Linked DNA regions of Homo sapiens: region 1 is linked to region 2. The links are chromatin contacts, found by Hi-C or POLR2A ChIA-PET in ENCODE. All regions are on one chromosome and are shown on one strand. Each heading gives the region's core, a stretch centred on a gene start or an enhancer-like site at or near the end of the contact. The rest is flanking DNA. Distances are from core to core; before and after follow the strand shown.

What was found. A loop is a pair of places that touch in the nucleus more often than their neighbours do. ChIA-PET counts read pairs that join two places held with the same protein, here RNA polymerase II (POLR2A). Pooled maps may share reads with other maps.
Region 1: a pooled map shows a loop between it and region 2 (3-fold over the local background). The contact joins the enhancer-like site here to the promoter of KRABD2 in region 2. A Hi-C loop is called at or near these places in 1 of 37 single-sample maps with no recorded cell type and 4 of 50 pooled maps. POLR2A ChIA-PET finds 5 or more read pairs at or near these places in 2 of 52 experiments (HCT116 and activated B cell).

What each region holds. Positions count from the first base shown.
Region 1 is chr17:8,805,519-8,808,347 of GRCh38, forward strand. All of the region lies in intron 18 of PIK3R6 (phosphoinositide-3-kinase regulatory subunit 6), which reads right to left. Among named protein-coding and RNA genes, the nearest start is that of MFSD6L, 7.6 kb to the left of the region's middle. RefSeq lists enhancers at 1,333-1,472, 1,483-1,582, 1,593-1,872 and a silencer at 1,719-1,919. Within about 2 kb of position 1,498, at least 3 of the 41 ENCODE cell types and tissues checked have a DNase peak (open chromatin) inside an H3K27ac peak, as active enhancers do.
Region 2 is chr17:8,375,282-8,377,981 of GRCh38, forward strand. KRABD2 (KRAB domain containing 2) reads right to left here and starts at 1,423. Exons shown (of 2, transcript NM_001304947.3): 1 at 619-1,423. It overlaps RPL26 (ribosomal protein L26), which reads right to left. Exons shown (of 4, transcript NM_000987.5): 4 at 2,235-2,411. The coding sequence ends at 2,283. RefSeq lists an enhancer at 1,062-1,613 and a silencer at 1,358-1,557.

The sequences.
Region 1 (2,829 bases), core at 248-2,747, 430 kb after region 2:
TGAGTAAAGACAGATTTAACAAAACCTCTGTAAGACGGGGCAACTCCATGACAGAGGGTAACACTCAGGGGAGAGGGGGCTTCTCCCCTGGTGCCAACAGAACCTGTGGCACCTTGGCCGGGCGCGGTGGCTCATGCCTATAATCGTAGCACTTTGGGAGGCCAAGGTGGGCAGATCCCCTGAGGTCAGGAGTTCGAGATCAGCCTGGCCAACATGGTGAAACCCCATCTCTACCAAAAATACAAAAAAATTAGCCAGGCGTAGTGGCGGGCATCTGTAGTCCCAGCTACCTGAGAGGCTGAGGCAGGAGGATCGCTTGAACCCAGGAGGCAGAGATTGCAGTGAGCTGAGATTGCACCACTGCACTCCAGCCCGGGCAACAGAATGAGACTCTGTCTCAAAAAAAAAAAAGAAAAAGAGCCTGTGGCACCTTTAGTGCTCTGTGCTCTGGAGCTGTCAGGCACAGTGGGAAGGTTGTGGTCAGGGGGGCAGGCAGTGGAACCTAGTAGGCACTGACTGGACAGCTAATGGAATGATTGTTGATACTGGAATGTCACTTGTGACCCTCCAAAAATACCTGGAGAGACTGCAGGGGGCTGAAGTCCTGCATGAGCTGGGGGAGGGTGGGCGAAAGCCAGGTACGTTCTATTTGCCATAATGAATGGAATTGCACCTGAACTGATTGCACCTGGTGAGAGAGATGCATGGTTTCCATAGGTTAGGTGACTGGGGATCGAATGTGACCCACTGAAGCCTGCACAGTGGTAGCCATGGGGCCAGCTCTCTGACTCTCAACTTGGTGTTCCTTCTTTAGCATCAGGCTGCTCTAGGTGTCTCTGGCAGGATTTGGGCCTCCACGCCCTGCCCATGGACCTAGCCCCACCTTCTAGGTAATCACACACAGTCTCTGGGCCTCCTCCCACCTGCCTGCGGTGTGGGCAGATGCCTTTCATTTCCCTTTGTGGTCTGCACACCTAGACACACTCTACCTGCTTGGCTTTGGCCCATAAGGAGCACAAGAGTCTTAGATTTTAGTCTATAAATGAAGCCATGGGAGCCAGTGGAAAGGGCCAGATGCAGAATTTGCAAAGGATCCCACTCTCTGTAAGACTAAGGAATGGGCAAAGTGCTGCTAATTGTCTCCTGTTCTCTGTTGGTGGCCTAACAACATACCCCAAAGCCCCAGTTCTTCTGTTTCTGCTTTATTTCCCACTTCTGTTCTATTTCAAACTTCCAATCCAGCTAAGGTCATATCTGACCCTTAAACTTACTGAGCTAGCCACAGGCCCTTGCCCCCATGCCATTCTTCAAGCTGTCTCTGCCTTCTTACTCCAGCTCACCATGAGCTTCCCCTCAGTGGTTATCATCCAGTCCATGTGGACAAAACATGTATGTGGACCTGCCTGGTTCTGAGAGGAAAGCACAGCTACTGGAATTTTCCCCTAGCAAGTCCCTGTAGGGATAAAAGGGAACTTGCTGAAGTGATAAGTTTAGACTTTCAAAAAGCCCCTGACCAGGTTGTTTAAAGAGGTCATTAAAAACAGAAACCACTTTAAGGAACTTTGAAAGAGGAAATGCAACAGAAGGGTAAATAGGTCCACTTTGGAGCCTAAAACTTCAATATGGGGTTGCCCTATACGAAGACAGATTTCAGCTCAAGGCAGACCTCTCAGCCAATCAGAACTCTCCTACAGTGGATAGGCTGCCTCAGAAAGCGTCAGCTTCCAGTTCCGGCTTGAGATCTAGGATGAGGTGGAAGGTGGATTAGATGACTCAACAAACATCCGGTGAGGCCCTGCTGCAGGCCAGACACCACACCAGCTAAGATGAGGATCCTGAGTCTAGGGAGTTTGCAGGCCATTGACATACAAAGATCATGCCATTTATAGTGTCACAAATGTTTCCATAGCTGTGTCCCCAGGGTCCTATGGGAGCACAGAGGTGGTACACTTAGCTCACCTAGGTGAGGGGAGGAGGGTGGAGGATGTGGAAGGAAGGGGGAAAAGCATTAGGAAAGGCCTCCTGAGGGAGATGACACCTGAGTCTCAACTTGTAGGATGAGTAGAAATTATAAAAAGAAGGTGGGCAGGTGGAAGGGAGGAATGAGGTTTCAGGTCAGGCAACTAGCGTGAGCAAAGGCACAGGGATGTGACTTCAGGAACACTTCCCAACACATGGTGGGAAGAGCCTCCAGGGAGTGCCCAAAGCTGCAGATGGAGAAGAAGGGGAGTGAAGCTATGCAACACTGAAGAGTTTTTCTGCCCCTGGAGAATGGGAGAAGATGGAGGAGTTTTAAGTACGGAATAACATGGGCAGGAAGGTGGACTTAAGGAGGATCAGAGTATTGCCGGGGAGACCAGCTGGAAGGAGATAGATGAAGGTCAGACTTGGGGTGACCAACTTGCTTGATTTGCCTGGGACTTTCCTGGTGTTAGCACTTAAAGTCCCAAGTCCAAGAAACCCCTTTAGTCCCAGGCAAACAGGGACAGTTGGCCAACCAAGCTGGACCAGAATAGAGAGGACAAAGAAGGGAGAGATTTGAGAAGTGTTCCATCGGGACAAAGGAAAGTGAGGAAGAGGAGGCACCAGGGATGACTCCTGGGTTTCCGGCAGAGGTGATTGGTTAATGATGGTACCATTAAACGAGACAGGAGATATAAGAAGGAGATGAAATAAAAATGACTGCTAACACATACATAATGTTTACTTTAGCCAAGCACTCTTCTAAGAGCTTCGCATGCCACAATCAATCCTCATAACTGGATGAGGTAGGTAATGTTATTATAGCTGTCCCTCCATATCTGCATATGTGGAACCTGCACATACAAA
Region 2 (2,700 bases), core at 173-2,672:
ATTACAGGCGTGAGCCACTGCACCCAGCCTCGATTTCTGGCTTTCTTGAAAAGGCAACATTCTGGCTGCACTGGCGGCATTGCTGCCTGGCAATAACTGGCTGTGATGGAGAGGCGGCATCTTCCTTTGGATCAAGCTTGTCCAACCTGTGGCCTGTGGGCTGCACGCAGCCCAGGACGTCGGGACCTACTAACCTATTCATCTTACTTGCCCACTCCTGCACATTTCTAAGCTTTCAATATCTTTTTTCTTTCATTTTTTTTTTTTTTGAGAGGGTAGGGTCTCACTTTGTCACCCAGGCTAGAGTACAGTGGCATGATCACGGCTCCCAGGGTCAAGGCATCCTCCTACCGCAGCCTCCCAAGTAGCTGGGACTACAGGCATGCGTCACCAGACCCAGCTAATTTTTTCTTTTCTTTCTTTTTTTTTTTTTTTTGTAGAGACGGGGTCTCATTATGTTGCCCGAGGCTTCAGTATCTTTTCCAAAGCAACATGAAAGAAATGTGACCGTAAATCAATCAGCTTCTTGGTGTGATCTATGTGACGGCTAGGTGATAAACGAGTTGGTCAGAGAAAACTGGAAATATTTCCAAAGCCATGTTTACTCCCTTCACCCACCTGTGAGTCTTCGCCTTGGCTGTTTCCGACTCGGAATGTCCTCGCATTGATCCTCCCAATCACAGCCAGCTGAAACCAGCCTCCTTCCTGACGTATTCAGTAACTTTAGCTGATTGCCATCTCTCCTTCATCTCAACAACCTGTACCACACTCACTGGAGCACTTCGCTTTGCATCTTTAGTCGACCAGTTCAGATATATACAACCTATAAGGTAGGGACGGAGGCTTCTACCTGCCTGTACCCCCTTTGGAGGGCCCACGAATACAGAGCTGAGCACAAAAGATGTTTAAAGGACATTTTGTCAAAAATGTCGCTTACAGGTAGGTCGTTATTAGCAAGGTAGAGCAGCGGTACGGCCGAGTCTACGCTTGGGAATTCATTTGCTGACTCTTATCATTTACTGACTAAAGCAAAGTTACTGAGGCCTCAGTTTCCTCATCTACAACCCGGGGAGATGACCAGTACCCATCACAATCGATTGCTATGAAGATTCAATGATAATGCAGATAAGGCACTTAATACAGTGTCCCCTCACCGTCCACACCACACGGGCACGCCCGCTTATTCCTGAGGACCGGGCTGGGATGTCGCCTCCTTTGTGTAGCCTTCCTACCCTGACTTCGCAGACTGCTCCCACCGCCTGGATCCATGCCCGTCCACCCGCCAGCTCAGGGCTGAACGGCTGAGGCGGGCGCGCGGTGGAGAAAAGAGCTGCAGACTGAGGAAGGTCAGGAAGGAGAAAGGGACACACCAGACGCGGCGTCTGAATCCCCCTCCACCCAGAGGCCCCCGAGCAGCAACTCCGCCCCACCTCCCGCCCGCTCCGCCGGAAGCCGGTCAGCGCCAGCCGGAAGCCCCGCCCCCTAGAGGCACCGCGGACACCGTGCAGCGCTGTTCACCCAGATGCCAGCTGTGACCTTGGCTAAGCCAGTGACTTAACTCGGGCCCGTTCCCCATTCCCACGTTGTTGCCAAGTCTCCAGCCTGGAAAGTAAACGGGCTTCAGGTGTCCTGTTTAGATGCTTAAAATGAGGAACGGCAGGAGCACACACACTGCTGCCACCTCACACCTTTTCACTTCATCCTGACGAAGCTGCAGTTTAGTTTATATTTTAACTCAAAGACGTGTTAGGTTTTGGTTTGATGGCACTCATCCAGCACTTGTGCAGAAAACAAGGTAAAGGGGGCCCATGGGTCTATCAGATAACCTGAACCCGAGACCTCTCAATCTGGAGGAACAGCTTGAAGAAGTCATCTAGAAGCTATAAAGTCACAGAAGCTTCTTATCCTATTGAAAGCAAGACTTCCTATCCAATGGCAATACAAACTTTTACGCAGTAAGGTAAAAAATATAGCCTGTCCATATAGCAACCTATCCATAGTAAGCAAGTTAAAAGACAGGTTCAAGAGGAAGTGTTTCCAACTAGCTTTTCTTGTAGGCCTTCTTCTTCTCAATGACACCCCTCCAGCTTCTGATATATCCTCAAATGCTGCTGCCCACTATAAAAAAAATCTCATCAGTCCTGATTTCAGAAAAATTTTAGACCAACAAATCAGAGGTAAGAGACTGATCCACTGAAAACTAGGGAGTGTCCTAAATCACCACACACAAAACACAGGCTCTTTGTTTCAAGTTTTAATCAAAGCTTGTATATAAGATTACTTTATTCCTGCATCTTCTCAATGGTTTCTTCCTTGTATTTGCCCTTTTCCTTTCCTACTTGGCGAGATTTGGCTTTCCGTTCGAGGATCTTTTTGCGGTCTTTGTCCAGTTTTAGCCTAGTGATAACCACCTGCAGAAAAATAAGAAAAAAACACTCCCAAGCTTTAAATAATCACTAAAACACAAGGGAAAGCCCAACATTCAATACCATTTCCCAAACCTGGGGTAGGTGGATGCCTAATAAGAAAAGATTTTAACTTTTAAAAAACTCCAGAAATCACTCTTTAGCCATCAAACCTGGCTTATTTACTAATTTCCTACCAACAAAGGAGAAAAGGCAAGATGGTATCAGTAATTCTTAAAGCCTCTTCTGTGCTTCATTATAAGATTTGTTTCTTTTTCACTGAGAAATATATGAT